Regions from separate parts of the Mus musculus genome. Here region 2 is linked to region 1. The links are chromatin loops, found by intact Hi-C in ENCODE. Cell type or tissue: heart. All regions are shown on one strand.

Region 1 (8,000 bases):
TAGTTCACACAGAAAGAGGCAGAGGAGCTCCTTGCTGCCTAGTGATTGTCTTTTAGTTTAATATTTGAGACACGGTCTTACATAGCTCAGGATGGCTGTGAACTCTCTGTGTAGTTGAGAAGGACTTTGAATTCCTTTACCTCTACAGTGATGACATCTCTAGCAATTTAAAATGTTTATGGTGCTGGTGTCAAGGCTGGGCATATACCGGAGACATAAGGCTCACCCCATTTTACTGTGTTTTCTTCCCAAGTTCAGTAAACTAAGTAGGTATGTTAGATATGGGGGGAGGGGCAACAGCTGGGAGACTGGTGAGTGGGTTCAATGGGTCAGACACCTGCCATACAAGTCGGACAACCTGAGTTCAGCCTGCAGGACCCATGTAAGGTGTGTGTGGGGGACCTGATTCAACGTAGTCTCCTGACCTGAGCACACATGCATGCCATGACGAGTTTGTCCACATATGTGCATGTCATGCACAACATTGCAATAATATTTTTTCAATTATAGCGTGTGTATATATGTATGTAGGTAGGTAGGTCAGAGGTCATAGTACACCTACCAAGAGGAGTCAACTCGCTCTCTATCATATGGATTCCGAAAACTGACCTCAGCATGTCAGGCATTTTGGCAGGCACCTTTACCTGCTGAGCCATCTCTTAGCCCAAATCTACAAAAACCAAGACAACCTGAACACAGTGGGGTGGACCCATAGTCCCAGTGACTGAATTTTGTTTTCAGATACAGAATCTCCTGTAACACAGTCTGGCCACCAACTCAGCTATGCAGTCAAGAATGACAAATTCCTGATCCTCTTGTCTTGCTGAGCATCCTAGCTACTGAAGCTGAGGCAGAGCCCAGGAGTTCAAGGCCAGCCTGACCAACACAGTGCAAAACCACAGCAAACAAAGCACCCCAGAAGAGGCAACTCCCCACCTTGGTCCCAACTGAACAGTGCAGAAGGCCTGGATTTGAAGTCCACGCCTGGATGCTGCCTTCTTTCCTACTCAATGAGCCCCACCCATCTTTTTGGAATCTGTATTTCAGCTGAACTAGTAGATAGTGATACCAAAGGCTTGTGACAGCTGCACTTGATGATCAAGGAGACATCTGTGGGCATCCAAGGCCTGGAAAGAGACCTTTTGGATCCTTGTAAGAGAGTAGAGTCTGCAGACTGCAACCCATCCAAATCCAGACAAAATCAGGAACACTGAGACCACCAGAAGAAAACAGACAAAACCCAAACCAGCCGAGAATGAGGAGACTCTGCCACCAACTGAATAGAAGTCCCCAGACAGGAAACCTGAGTATCAATTTCCTCATTGGTAAAAAGAGGCTAAACCTATCTAAGAACTTTCTGGACTGTTACATTTTGAATGCAGGAGGCAAGGCACACACACACACACACACACACACACACACACACACACACACACGTGCACGTGCGCGCGCGCGCGCGCACACACACACACACACACACACACACACATCCTGGCAAAGATGTGGCTAAGAAAACAAGTCAATATTCAGTCTCACCTACACCAGAGGAAGATAGGAAAACCATGCTTCTTTGGGACACTAAACCAGAAATTTAATTTCCTGTAACATGTTTTGTGTTTAGCGCAAACCAAGACTGTTTGGGAATACTAGTGGGCAAAGCCCTTAAAATCTCACTGAACTCTGAGATACGACAGGCCTGGCTATTCTGTTTTAACTTCTGTCACTGTGCTCAGCAGTGATAGAGAAATGTGAAGTTGCCCAAGGAGCTGAAAAAAACCCACCCAACATTACTAGATGTTGGTAATACCGTGGTGGTGGTATTATAAATCACTTGCAAATCTAGTCTTAGATCCTTAGGAAAGTGTTTTCGCCCTTTAACAACCTGCAGCTCTCTAAAAGTATTTGCTTGTATTTGAATATTGTACTGAGTAGGTTGGAAGCAACAGGCTGGTGGGAGAAAAAAGAGAAGGAAGGCACTGTTGTAGTTGGCGTCTGGACTCAGGTGGAGGGAACGGCTTCGCCCGGGAAAGAACATAAGGGTATAAAGGCGAGTTCCCACACGCTATAGCAATGGCTTTCACTGTGCTTAGGAACCAAGAAAATCAGAACTGGCTTTTTCTGATTTCTGTCTGGGACGGCTCTAAAGAGAGGCTTGGGAGAGCACTGGGGGTTTTCAATCTCGAGATCCTACGGTGGAAGCGCTTGGATTCAGAAACACCCTGATAAGAGCGGTCAGTCCTGGCTTCTTTTTGAAACCACCTCCTGGCCTGTCCTACATAGCAGAGACTTCTGGGGTCAGGCTAAGCGGCCGATTCCGCACCCCAGCTAAGGCACCCTGCCGGGTGGGGGTGGGTGGGCTGCCCCAGGCCCTGAGCCAAGGTTTCCTGAATCTCTCGCATACCCTCCTCCATTCCCACCTCGGCGAATGCAGGTGGGCTGAACTAGCCACCGAAGCTCCTAATAAGCCGCCAGCGACCTAGGAGCCCACTGGTCCAGGCCCTAGGTTTCGCGGGCAAAGACCTGGAGGTCGCAGTCGGGAGCGGTGACGCGCCTGCCAGCGCAGCTCTGCAGCGCCGGGACCTAGATCCCCGGGTCCCTGCCTGGCCGCCGCGCTGGCCCCTCCCCAGCTCTCCGGCCGTTTGGCTAGTTTGTTTGTCTTATTTTTAATTTCTCCGGGGCCAGCCAGAGCAGGTTTGTTGGCAGTCGTACACCTCCGAGTAGTCACGCGACCAGCCAATGTCCTGGCGGCGCTACGGGGAGGCGGCGCGCTCGGGAGCGCGGAGAGGCGGCGGCGCCGCGCCCGGGGCCACCTTAAGAGCGCGCTCGCCAGCCTGGGCGGAGCGGCTCCCGGCGCCGAGACCAATGGAGCTCCTCCTCTGTTTAAATAGACTTGCAGTGTCAATCATCTTCTTCTTCGTCAGCCTCCCTTCCACCGCCATATTGGGCAACTAAAAAAGGAGGGGGGCTCGTGCTTTTGGGGTGTTTTCCCCCCTCATCCCTTGTCCCGACTCACTCGCGGCTCCGAGACTCGCGCGGCGGCAAGGTTTGGAGAGGGGCTGCGTTCGCGGGACACACGGGCTCGCCCCAGCCTACGCTCCGACTGTTTGCCACCTCCTCCTGCCTCCTCCCCTCCCTTCCCCGCCCTCCAGTACACTTGATCACTGAAGCCTCGAGCTGCGCGGCGGCTGGGGTGTCCCTGCGCCTCTCTTCCCCAGACCTGCGCGCTACTGCGGCTCGGGCGGTCGCTCGCCTGGCTCTGCTCCATTTGACTGTCTGTGTGCAGTCGCAGAACTTCGAAGAGGGTTTTGCGCTCCATCCGTGGCGTTTCGCTTTTGTTCGGTTTTGTTGTTTATTTCATTTTTTTTTTTCCGGAGAGAGGCGAGGCGGTGGTCCACACCCGCCCGAGGAGGAAGATGTCAAACGTGAGAGTGTCTAACGGGAGCCCGAGCCTGGAGCGGATGGACGCCAGACAAGCGGAGCACCCCAAGCCTTCCGCCTGCAGAAATCTCTTCGGCCCGGTCAATCATGAAGAACTAACCCGGGACTTGGAGAAGCACTGCCGGGATATGGAAGAAGCGAGTCAGCGCAAGTGGAATTTCGACTTTCAGAATCATAAGCCCCTGGAGGGCAGATACGAGTGGCAGGAGGTGGAGAGGGGCAGCTTGCCCGAGTTCTACTACAGGCCCCCGCGCCCCCCCAAGAGCGCCTGCAAGGTGCTGGCGCAGGAGAGCCAGGATGTCAGCGGGAGCCGCCAGGCGGTGCCTTTAATTGGGTCTCAGGCAAACTCTGAGGACCGGCATTTGGTGGACCAAATGCCTGACTCGTCAGACAATCCGGCTGGGTTAGCGGAGCAGTGTCCAGGGATGAGGAAGCGACCTGCTGCAGAAGGTAGTGACTCTTTGGAAAACTTAAAATGTCTGTCTGTCTGTCTGTCTCCGTAAGCGCCCCTTTACTAGACCCTGTTCACTTGCTTTCTCCAGCGTGTTCTGCTTTAGCTCTGGGAAATCGAACTTGTTTGAAGCTTAGGTTTGACATACCCCCTATCCGACTGCTTGCCCTGTTTATGATTTTGAAGTCAGAAGCCGGAGATAGTAAGATGTGATAACTTCCGTAGCCGAACGCATCACAGTTCCTCCCCTCTAGCCAGCTGTAGATACGTGACAAAAGTTCGGATGTTTACCAACTGCCTCCTCCTTGGCTGGGGTGGGGGGGTGGGGGTGGGGATGGGGGTGGGGAAGAGACGTGGGGTGTAGAATACTCCTTGTGTTAGTGGGAACAACCTTATTTTGTGTCCTTAGATGCTACCGGGGATGACGGGTCCAGGGGTCGTGGGTGGAGGTAGTGAGTGGGTTGTTCATCCCTTGGGCCTACTTCTGTCAGCCATTGTTGTCGATAATAAAGATGGTTTGTGTGTGTTCTCTTAAAAATTTCCCCTTGCCCCCCTCTTAGATTCTTCTTCGCAAAACAAAAGGGCCAACAGAACAGAAGAAAATGTTTCAGACGGTTCCCCGAACGCTGGCACTGTGGAGCAGACGCCCAAGAAGCCCGGCCTTCGACGCCAGACGTAAACAGCTCCGGTGGGTTAATGAGGAAGAACACAAAACTGACACCCCATCTGGGCTGCGCTCCCCGGGGGGCCTGCAGACCCCAGGACTGCTGGCAGATTAGTTGCCTGCCAGGAGGAATTACTTTCCTTGATCAAAAAAATTAACACTGGGGAAGGCTGGAATCACTTGAGGGGACTATAATGCAGTATTTGCACCCCAAGATATTTACCTTAAAGTGGAATCAGAATGAGGTTCCCAAGCAAGAACTTGCCACCAAGGCCCCAAAGGATAGGGACGGTCGTATCCTTATGAATCCCACTAAAACTTAGGCTGGGAATGACAGTTTTCCTTTCCAGTCTCAGTTCATGAGAACCCATTTCCCAGAGGTTCGTTTTGAGCCAATAGCCTATTTTGAACCATTTGAACTGTAGAAAAATGGCAAATATATACTTACATGTATGTTCTTAAGAGAAAAACTAGGTACCCATAGTGCACGTTTGATTAGGAGTGTGAATAGAGCTGCCGTGGCTCGAGTTCTTTTTATCTTTTGCTTTTGTTTTGGTTTTTGGTTTTTTGAGATAGGGTTTCTCTGTGTAACAAACAGCTCGGGCTATTCTGGGAATTGCTCTGTAGACCACGCTGGCTTCGAACTCACAGAGATCTGTATTGTCTCTGCCTCCTGAGTGCTGAGATTAGAGGTTGTGTGCCATCACCTCTGGGTACTTTTTTATTTTTTTTTAAAGTTGTGCCTTGTATGCTGGTAAATTTTGGAGAGAAAGGAACTTCATACTTAAAAAAAAAATTAGACTGGAAAGTTCAGAAGTACTAATGCTCCCACAGAATTGATTTTAACCCTGAGGTTACAAAGCAGAAGTTAAATGAACAGCTAGAGGAAGCAGCCTTCCCACACGTCAGCACCGTATGCTAATTTGCTGGAACAGGACGGTTTGGATGTTTATAGGGGAAATGGATAGTAGATGTTAGGACCAACTGAGAAGGTCCAACACAAGTGTGGATTTTTCCATGTGTCAAAAATCTCATCACCCCACTTGCCTAATTAGAGTAACCCAGCCCCTAAATTTACATAGATTGACTATTCATATGCTCTAACTACTTATAATAGTTTATAAGCTCCTTATGAAGAAAACCAGCATTCTCTATTTCTAAAGCCCACTTATAACCCAGCATACAAATAGATCTTAACAGTTTATTATTAACTTTTCAGGTCCTCATTTATTGAAATTTAAAAATAAATGAAGGAATATAGAGATGGCACAGGGTTCCAGCTTGTTGTGTTTATAAATCATAAAGTCATGATATACCTTCTACAGACATAGCATTTTTTCAGAGATGGAAAATGGCCATTAGAGTCACTTTCCATATTATACCCTCTATAAAGTTGTCGAATTGGATGGGAGTTCTTTCTAACTAGCCATCACACCTGTAGCTTTAGTTGCTTTGTGTGGCTTCTGGCCTAGCTTTTCAGATGAGCCGCCTGGATTTTTACCTGGCCTGTTCTGATAAAGAGGCATTTATTAGCCAAGCAACCATAAGACTCTAGTCAAAAGCACTCGTGCAGATATGCTGCATATGAGTAAGAAATTGCAATTTTGTAAACATTCCTCGACTTGGTGGGGAGGAATAATTTTATAATTGCATTTCCAGGTATTTTTCAAGATTACGAAAATATGCTACTCTGATGTGTTATGGTTCCTGAATTTCTTTTCTTTCTCACCCTCTTTGACCCAGATTTTATAGAGCGAGTTTCTCAACCTCTGCACAGTTGACATTTTGAGCCAAATTATTCTTTGTTGTGGTAGGCAGTCCTGTGCATTTTAGAATGTTTGGCATTATCTCTGGCCTCCCCCACAAGATGCCAGTAGCAATCTTCTTCCCGAAGCTGTGACAATCAGAAATGTCTCTTAGACATTTCCAAATGTCCCCTGGGGCATGGGAGGGTTTCACAAAATTGCCCACTTGTTAAGGACCCTGACTCTAATACCACACAAAACAGAACAAAAATCCAGCAAAGATAGGATCGGAGATACCTGTAGTCTTCAGACCTTTAGTGCCTGTATTTATCCATCATTACTGAAGTATTTGTTAACTAAGCTAGCAACAAAATAATTTCTGTACTTTGGCAATGTTACTCTAGTGTCTTCTCCCTAATTCTTTTGTTTCTTTTGCAGAATTAAGAATATTTCCTTGTTTATTAGATACATCACTGCTTTATGAAGCAAGGAAGATATACATGAAAAAATTTAAATACATATCGCTGACTCCATTGAATGGACATCCTGTATAAGCACTGAGAAAGCAAAAACAATAACACTAAAATTTTAGGCACTCTTAAACCATCTGCCTCTAAAAGCATTGGATGTAGCATTGCGCAATTAGGTTGTTCCTTATTTGCTTTGTTGTACTACCTGTGTATATAGTTTTTATCTTTTACTCTGTAGCACATAAACGTTAGGGATGGGAGGGCAGGGTGGGGCTGAGGAGTCAGCATGGGGGTGAAGAACTTGCTTCAATTTGTAGCAAGGAGAAAAATATTTGACTTGCATAAAGAGAAGCAACCTGGGTGGGGGTGGGGGGGGGAAGGGTTTGAATTCCTTTCTTTAAAGATGTAGTGTCCCTTTCGGTAAGAATGGATCCTTTATTTTTAAAATAATCAAAATTTGAATAATTGCTACACATGGTTGCTATTTATTTCTACATGAAGCTTATTCTCACTTGGAGGTTCTGAAGATTCTGTTATAGAGCAAGAAATGGCTTAATTTTTTTTTTTAATTGGAATTTACCAGTTTATTGTTTAGCAGTAATTACCCCAGGTAACACTGGGCAAAAATCTGGGGTGCATAATAGGGAATTCTGAATTCTTAGATTTGATTATCCCAGATCATTTTTGCTAAGAAAAATTCTTATTTCTTTTTTTCACAGTGAACATAATCCTAAATCCTTGGATATTTTTAGAAGTCTGTAACTTTACACAAATAATGAAATAATTTTTAATTCAAAGTTTCTCACCCTACTTGTTAATTTGCCCCCAAGGAAAGTTGTTTTTTTTTTTTTTTTTTTTTTTAAGGAAAAAAGGACACTTGTAGAGTAAGTGAAATGGATACTACATCTTTAAACAGCGTTTCTTCATTGCCTGTGTATGAGAAAAACTTGGAAGTGTGCCTGTGTATATAACTCTGTAAAGACACTGAAAATTATACTAACTTATTTATGTTAAAAAGAGATTTTTTTTTAATCTAGACAATATACAAGCCAAAGTGGCATGTTTTGTGCATTTGTAAATGCTGTATTGGATAGACTAGCCCCCCCCCCGCCTTTGTTAAATAGTATGGCTGTGCTTAAAAGGTTGCATACTGAGCCAAGTATAATTTTTGTAATGTGTGAAAAAGATGCCAATTATTGTTACACATCAAGCAATCAATAAAGAAAACTTCC
Region 2 (8,000 bases), 1.6 Mb after region 1:
CCACATAATAAATTAATTTCCAAATATTTAAATTTATCACAATTTTAATATGTATTAATTAAGAATTCCATTATATCTAATACTTTATTTCGTAAGTTGACCAATGGTACACAGGCATTGTTTTTCTTGTGTTATATACCTGAAATATTACATCCTGTGGAAATAAAAATATATGTATAATAGAGGTTTATATAATTACTACAAAGATAGAAAGATGTATGTTTGTGAAGAAATGCACATGTGTTTATTAATGTCATACAGAGATTAGGTATTTTAAATTGTTGTAATTGTATTTGTGGAATAGGTGTAAGTAGGAGGAGATGTGAAGTAGTGATGCCAACTTAGGGACACAGAGGAAAATGCTCCAGCAGGCCACCCTCTTTTGTGTCTTCCTCTATCTAGCAGGTAAACACTAGGCTTTTCCTACAGCCTTAAAGTGTAATTAGGTGGTGTTTCCAGTTCGCTAGCTTCTGAAAGGTAGCTGGTCACTATTACTTTATGGTTATGCATGTAAAGAGCTAGCTAGCTATGGTAGAGTATTGCCATGTTCCCCGAGTGTGGACTTAACTGTTGTCTTTTGACAGTTTTGCTCATTAATACTGTTTTAACGTATAAGTCTGTAAAGTACAGAAACGTATGTTTTTTGTTTGTTTGTTTTAATTCTGTTTCACTATGATTACAATAATAATACAAATCAGCTTTGAGTAATTTTGAGGTAGATGGGAAGAAGGTTATAATTTTGTTAATGTTGCTGGACAAAGATGTCTGAAACATTTGGGAAATGTTCCCATGTATTTTGAGCCATTATGTTTTAGGAAAATGTTGGACTGGCCAATGGAGTGGTATTTATGCATATGAAAAGGAGAGGGTTATTGAACTCAAACTAAGTAATTTATTGAATGCTGTTAAAAGTTGAGGGCCAAGCCATAGCAAATTAAGATGGGGATTCTGTGTATAGATGAACCTGAAAGGAAATATGCAAGGCAAAGGTGAAAGTGTCCAATCTTTGAGACGAGGGAATCTGGGAGTGGCTCCGACCTGTAATGTCAGCACACTAGAGGCTAAGGCAGGATCCCCACTAACTTCAGTCCAGCCCGGACTAGAGAATGAGTTAGTTCATGGCAGCCTGGGCCGTCGGTGAGACTCTGAAGGATAAACAGCCAAACTATGTAGGCAAAGTATGTAGTTCTGTTTCCTGTACAGCAATACGATCACTTAGAACCATAGAACCATAGACTCTTGGAAATGGCTTAGGCAGATTGGAGTAGTTGGAGCGCCTGTATGGGCGTTGTTGCTTAGGTTCCTCACAGACAGGGAATCCTCTGGTCCTGCAGCTGCCTTTTCATGGCCAACGGGGTTAGAAGCCGAGGCAGCTGCTCCGGTTTTAGTCTGTTACTGTCAGGCATGGGGCAGACAGATTGGTGCTTTATACAAAGTTAGCTGTCCTCATAGCTCTTCAATTCCATCTGTCCCATGTCTGTGTTCCTGAAGTCAGTAAGATACCGTGTGTTTCCTAGGCTAAATATTCTCCATTTGCCACAACTCTTCCTCTTACAACATGTTGTTCAGGGCGTTCTTCAGGGTGGGCATTCTCATGTTTAGGTTTTAGGTATTATAAGACTGTCTCTAATGTTTAGTCAACCTGCTACCCTGAAGCGCTAGGAACTTTATATTTCTTGACATTATCTTTCTGTTCTGTGGCTTAACTTTGTTTTGGTAGCCATTTTGTGCTGTTGAAGGTTTTAAGTTTGGTTGTACATTTATTTGTTGAGAGAGTGTATGTCATGATGCCTGTGTAGAGGTCAGAGGACAACTTTTAAAAGTCATATCCCACACCCCCCCCCCCACACACACCCCCCCCCCCCCCCCCCCGGTTTTGTGGATTAAACTCAGGTCATCAGATTATGAAAGCCTTTACCTGCTGAGACATCTTACCAGCCCAGATCTTGAGTTTATAGTAAATTAAAAGCCTTCAGTTCTTTCTGGTGCTCCATTGATGATCTATAATTTACCTGAATACTTGAGACAAGTAGATTTTCTTAAATGTGTGTCTTTCACATTTCTGTTAGTGTGTTCTGCTTTCTCTGCACGCTGCTTGCTCCATTTCCCTTTATCTTCTCATGGTTTGACAGCGGTTAGCCTGGAACTCAGATACCTGCCTGCCTCTTCTTCTGTGCTAGGATCCCTGCACCTCCACTGATGTGGGCTCTCAGTTCTCTTATGACTAGCTTTGCAGAATTACTTAGGATATATTGTTAGTGCTTTGCTGGTAGGTTTTGTTTTTTTACAAATTCCCTCTTTATTCTGAGTTTTGTTCTTTGTTTTAATAGATAATCTTCCTCTTATCCTGCCGGTATATATGGTTTTATTTGTGTGGTTTTTTTTTTTGTTGTTGTTGTTACTGAATTTATAAAATATTTATTACCACATGTGAGCTCACTATTGATATTTATTGGTATATTTATAAGAATTTTACACTTGACTATATATATGATTCTATATATTTCCCTATCATTCTGTGTTGTTAATAGATTTTTTTTTTATTTCATCTATAGATTTTAGGAAGAAATGTGTGCATTTTGGGCATAGAAATTTCTTTTCAGAAATTTCTTCACACCTTAAAAAATTATATCAGTTTACATGTTTAAAACTGTCTAATGTTCTTTAGTTTGGATGTTCCATTATTTTTGGAAAGTATTTCCTTAGTGATTTGTTGTTGTTGTTTGCTGTTTATAGTGTAGCTGTGTACGCTGTTCCGATCCTCTTTTAAACAGTCTGAAATAACCTGAGATGTAAAGGTCAGGCCCCTGGGTGGGGCTAACGCCTGCTGGCTCTCACCCGTGCTTCTGATTAATTATTCTGACACTGAGCGACATGACGTCTGTACACTAATGTTAGTGAGAAAACATTTATTGTTGACATTTTATTTTTCTGAATCGTTTGTGGCTATTTCTGTTTTTCCATGGTCCTCAGGGTTTGTGTTGAATTTCCATTCTGTGCCATTGGGTTTCTCTATGACCGTATAGAGCCTTCTTGATATTCTGCTTATGTCTACTCTCACTTCTTTCTAAAGTTGTCTCATTGTTTATTTCATTATGAACAATTCTACTGCACTCTAAATTTTAAACAAGAATTTACTTTTTCATAAGCTTTTTTATTTGATGAGAAAACATTTTTGGTTTTTAAAAATATTCCCTTTTTATAAACTATTCTTTTGTTTTACATATTAATCTTAACACTTTTGTTATAGTACAAAAATTACATAGGTGAAATTTTAGCCAGAATTTTCTTTTGACAGATTTTGCCTAGGAAAAGTAATGCATTTTTTTGCATTAAGTCTTATGTCTTCTTACATAGTTCCAATATTTCACATAAATTAAAAATTCATATAAATGTTTTTAGATAGGTTTTTTTTTCCTTGCTATACGGAATGGAGGGTTTTCTTACTCTAGTCAGGTATTTGAGATCTTTGGTCAGGGTTTTTAGTATTGAACATAGCACCACACTGGCTTAAGTATGAAGATTTTTTGATTGACATGATCTTTGTTTAAGGACTAGATCTTGACGTTGCAAAGTTTTATTTTTATCACTGTTAATTTGTATAAATGAATGAATTTTGAAACACTCATTGCCATCCGAGTTTTATTCAGAAAGGACAGTTGTAATTGTTTTGGGTTCTTAGTACATTTTCTAAATTTAAATTATTACAGTTTTAAGATAGAAAAATAGTTTGGTTTAGTGTGCACACATTATCCTTTAGCAGTGTGTCAAGCATATAGGAATAAATTTCAGGGAAATCTAGTTGGTTTTTTCCAGTCCTTAAAGGTCTGATGTCATGGAAGTCCTGCGCATGCTCTCGCCCGTTTCCTCCCTCACCCAGGCTACATTGTCTGCTTATTAGAAGAGGGGCTTCAGGATTGCAAACCTCCTGACGATTGTCAAGTTTTGGAAATCAGGTGCTAGCATAAATAATATGCTTGGCATATTATAGTTTTTACTGTCTAGTTTTGGATTTTTTTTTCTTTTCCCTTTCTCAGTTCCTCCTCATTGTCCCGCCTCCCTTTCCTCTTCTCTTTCTGTCTCTTTCTGTTCTCATCCCTTTTCTCCTCCTCATCTCCTTGTCTGCTTCTTTGAATTCTGGAGGCTCTAGGCTCAGTTAAATTCTCTAATGTGGCAGACAGCCAGCTCTCCAATAGGCCCAAACTGAGCATGCTGCTGTTGCCTAGCAACTACTTGGGAAGTCTTTGTCTATGACTGAATTATAAATAGGGTTATGAGCAAAAGTGCAATTGAAAATGGGATTGGAAAGAAAGGCATACTCTCTTTTTTTTTTTCTCATTCGAATTTGAAGAATTAAAGATTTTTTTAATGTACTCTTTTGAAATCTGGCTTATAAAAATTGAGCTAATCAGAAAGAAAATAAAGGCTTTATAAGTTTATGTCTGTAGTTAAACATTTAAATCTTTTAAAATTTTATTTTTATATTTGTGTGTGTGCGCGCCCGCATACACACACACACACACACACACACACACATACACAGACACACACACACACCCCTGCATATGCTCGTGCACATGGTGTACACTTATGCTCGTGAGTGACTTTGGCCCCTAGAGGAGGACTTTGGATCCTATGAAGCTGGAGTTAATAGCAGTTGTGAGTCAACAGATATAATTGCTAGAAACCAAACTTGGATCCTTTGCAAGAACCACCAGGCCAATTCCCTAAAGTCTATTCTTTTAAATGATTAAAAATATCTGTGTTGTAACTGTTTATTAGTGCGTGGGTATAGATTAGGCCATTGGAACCTCTGGAGCTGTAATCACAAATTGCTGGGAGTTTCCTGATTGTGGGTGCTGGGGAATGCTTGGTTTTCTCAAAGTAAAACTGACCAAATGTAAGATGTGAAAAATAAGTTTAACTAGTACTGCAGTAGAAGAAAATAGCAATTCTAAGGCTTATGAATAGTTTCAGTAATGATCTAGATTAATGATCTAGATTTATCAAAGAAACTCTCCCATCACTGGTGCCTTCTGACACATTTGATCACATGTGAGGACTAGACCTCATTAATTGTAGCTTATTGCTTTCTTGTGTGATGGTTATAATAGTTTACTTGCTCATGATTTAAGATTTTATTTTAATCCTTTCTATTAAAATAAATATAGCTAGGTTCTGGATATGCAACAAATAAGAATAGAACGTTAAGAAGAAGTAATCTTTATTTACTTTTTAGGTAAACTGTTTAAAATAAGTAATTTTATGCTAGATGAAACTCCATTTTAATATTTAGCCATTGTGTTATAGAAGGTAGATTTAACGTTTATCATCTGTTTCCTGGAGCTTTTTCTATTTATTTAAGTGAGTCTTTGTTTGATCCCCATCACCACAAGAACAAAACCAGAAACACTTAAAAGAAAACCACATAAGGCAATTGCTTGTTTTAATAGGAGCGGACTCTGCCACAGTCTGAGATTTCAGCAGCTACAGCTTGCGTTGAAGTGAAATGCAAGTGTTACCTTGCATTTTTATTTTATTTTTATTTTTTGCCTTAGCTTGCCTCTTCTTTGTTCCTGTCTTAAACTTTCCTTCATTATCCATGTGTCCTTCCACCTCCATACCTAGGATTCTACCCTAGGGCGACACACATGCTTGGTGAGCCCTCTTCATTTTGAGCCAGATCTCTTGCCTTTATATTCTTCTTTGATAGTTATTATTAGATTGCAGATTATCACCTTCAGAAATAAACATTATTTCTGGAGCAAATATGTAATTTACAGAGAAAAAGTCATACATACGCTAAAAACCACTAGGTCGCAAGTTCAGAGTGAAGAAATGTGTCTCACATCTTGACAGCTCAAGATTTTTTTTTTAATTTCATTTTTACTTTTTTTTTTTGTTTTGTTTTTTGAGACAGGATTTCTCTTCAGTTGCGCCAGGCTGGCAACTGAAGAAATTTTAAACATGTGGACTTTAACATCTCCATTGTACTAGGAACCAATTGAAACATCAAAAATGGAATTTTGTTGGGATTATTTATGTTCAAATATATTTTGTTTGACAATTTTTTTCCTCATTGATACTAATTAACTTTTGATAAAATAATTTATGTCTTGTGTGAATAGGAGGTTTATGTTTTAAAACACAAATATGGAAATCCTTACCTTATTTAGAGGTCTGCTTTATTGAGTTGTGCTTTTAGTACACAACCAATAAGCTTTTGAAAATTAATAAATGACATTCTCAAATAATTGCACAAAAATAGGTAGACAAATGCTGTGTTATTCAGATATTTGGATTTTTCTTTTTCTTGAAAGCCTGGGATTTGTTAGAATTGGGATTCAAGTGCCTCATTGTTCTCCTGGAAGAGGGAAATCGCGGAGGTGCGTGTGCAGTGGAGGCGCGTGTGCAGTGGATGTGCGTGCTTGTATGGGCACAGGAGAACAGACAATGGAATGCTACTTGGCACTGATCCATTTATTTAATGGAACATGCTTTTTTTTTTTTTTTTGTAATTGGAATCTAATAAAAGGTATCAGCTATGTAAGGTGTTATAAAATGCAAGAGTCTATTTCTCTCCAAGAAAATGAGATTTTTTAGCCAGGAAATTTTGCTGTTAGGTTCACATCTGTTCTAGGAATTAGGCTTGCATGTTGTTTCTATTTTTAGGCTGTTGCTAGGTGGATTTAAATTTTCTCCTCTTATGGTTGCCCAAGTTCTAACTTCCTGATTGGTTACATGACCCTGCTTTCATTAGCCAACCACAGTGACTATGCAAATTGTATTTCAGTTTCTGTTTCTGTCAAAGAGCTGCTAAGATGGCTGCAAGGGGCTCCTTTGGGGTATGTTTATCATTTCAAGGAGGGCTTTCATCAGCGTGTAGTGTAGTGATAAGTAGAGATTTCTCTTAAAGGGATGTTTTAATTTTGAAATAAAAACACACTGTCCATGCAAACTTTCATGAGGCTGAAACCGCCTCTTGTCAGCTGTGATTTTAAGGTGTTCTACTTTGATACTTAGACACTGTGTACATTTTATTACTTACATGTAAATGTGTGAGCATGCTAGCTTAGAAACTGTTAGAATGTTCTAGATTACTACCTTTGCTTTCAAAAAGAACAGATTTTTTTATTTAAGAAATTATTTGTAGGTGTCAGTTACATACATGCAGGGCATAGTCTCTAGTCGGTATTTATTACATAGTCTGAACTATATAGTGTGTGCTCATTATTATAACATTAGGATACTCCAATTTTCATTATATTGTGAATGGCTTTAGAAGCATATCATGGCATTGGTATATTTAAGATGTTTTCTGATATGAAAGTTTTGCCTTCCTAAAATATGCCTGTACTAAAAATCTTATACTGGAGATATAACGAGATATGCTAAAGTGCTTTGTTAATGTACATGTAGGTATTAAAACCAAATAATGTTTATTTTTAAATGATGCCTTAAAATGGTGGCAGAAATAGGAAATGGTAGCAATACTGGTGAAGAATTGATAAGAATACTGGTAAAATATTGTAAAGCCACCAGTCCAGGACGTGCGATAATGCATCTCCTGCACCCTGCCAGGTTTGGTTACATGTTAGGCTTCGATTAGACTCAGAAGACATTTGTTTCATTTCAGATTTTCTGGTTGTCCTGGGAAAAGATAGTTAATGGAATTTTCCATGAGTAAGAAGACTGTTAGATTCTCGGCGCTGCAAGCTTTGATATTTTATAGTGTGTTTAATGAACAGTCCTATTGTCTTTTGAGATAAACATGTTATTGAATCTTGTCCTATTTAGAATAAGGAAGAAGAGTAAGAGGCTTTTTTGGGTATGCAGAGACAAATGTTAGTAGTATTTACATGTACTACCTTTATTAAAAGCAGAAATCACACCAAATACTTAAGCACCTGGAAAATTGAACTTCCTAAAATAAAGTATGAACAACACTCAGTTTCTTGGAATTTTTTTTTCTTCTAAATTTATTGTGTATATATGATTTT

Evidence for each region. Hi-C counts contacts between places; a loop is a spot of excess contacts. Peaks named below come from ENCODE experiments on the same cell type or tissue, not always from the same donor. Only the 100,000 strongest peaks of a DNase experiment are listed, where the experiment ranks them.
Region 2: a loop joins it to region 1, with 8 times the contacts of the local background. A loop is called at or near these places in 4 of 42 quality-filtered maps.

What each region holds. Positions count from the first base shown.
Region 1 is chr6:134,917,507-134,925,506 of GRCm38, forward strand. Cdkn1b (cyclin-dependent kinase inhibitor 1B) reads left to right here and starts at 2,895. Exons shown (of 3, transcript NM_009875.4): 1 at 2,895-3,888; 2 at 4,450-4,577; 3 at 6,737-8,000. The coding sequence starts at 3,414. The coding sequence ends at 4,568. In heart, CTCF peaks have their summits at 2,746 and 3,748; DNase peaks (open chromatin) are centred at 2,805, 3,695 and 4,095; H3K4me3 peaks cover 3,919 bases; H3K27ac peaks cover 4,255 bases.
Region 2 is chr6:136,544,372-136,552,371 of GRCm38, forward strand. The region is part of intron 1 of Atf7ip (activating transcription factor 7 interacting protein); the gene reads left to right. Among named protein-coding and RNA genes, the nearest start is that of Atf7ip, 30 kb to the left of the region's middle. In heart, a CTCF peak has its summit at 4,600; DNase peaks (open chromatin) are centred at 4,180 and 6,790; H3K27ac peaks cover 2,640 bases.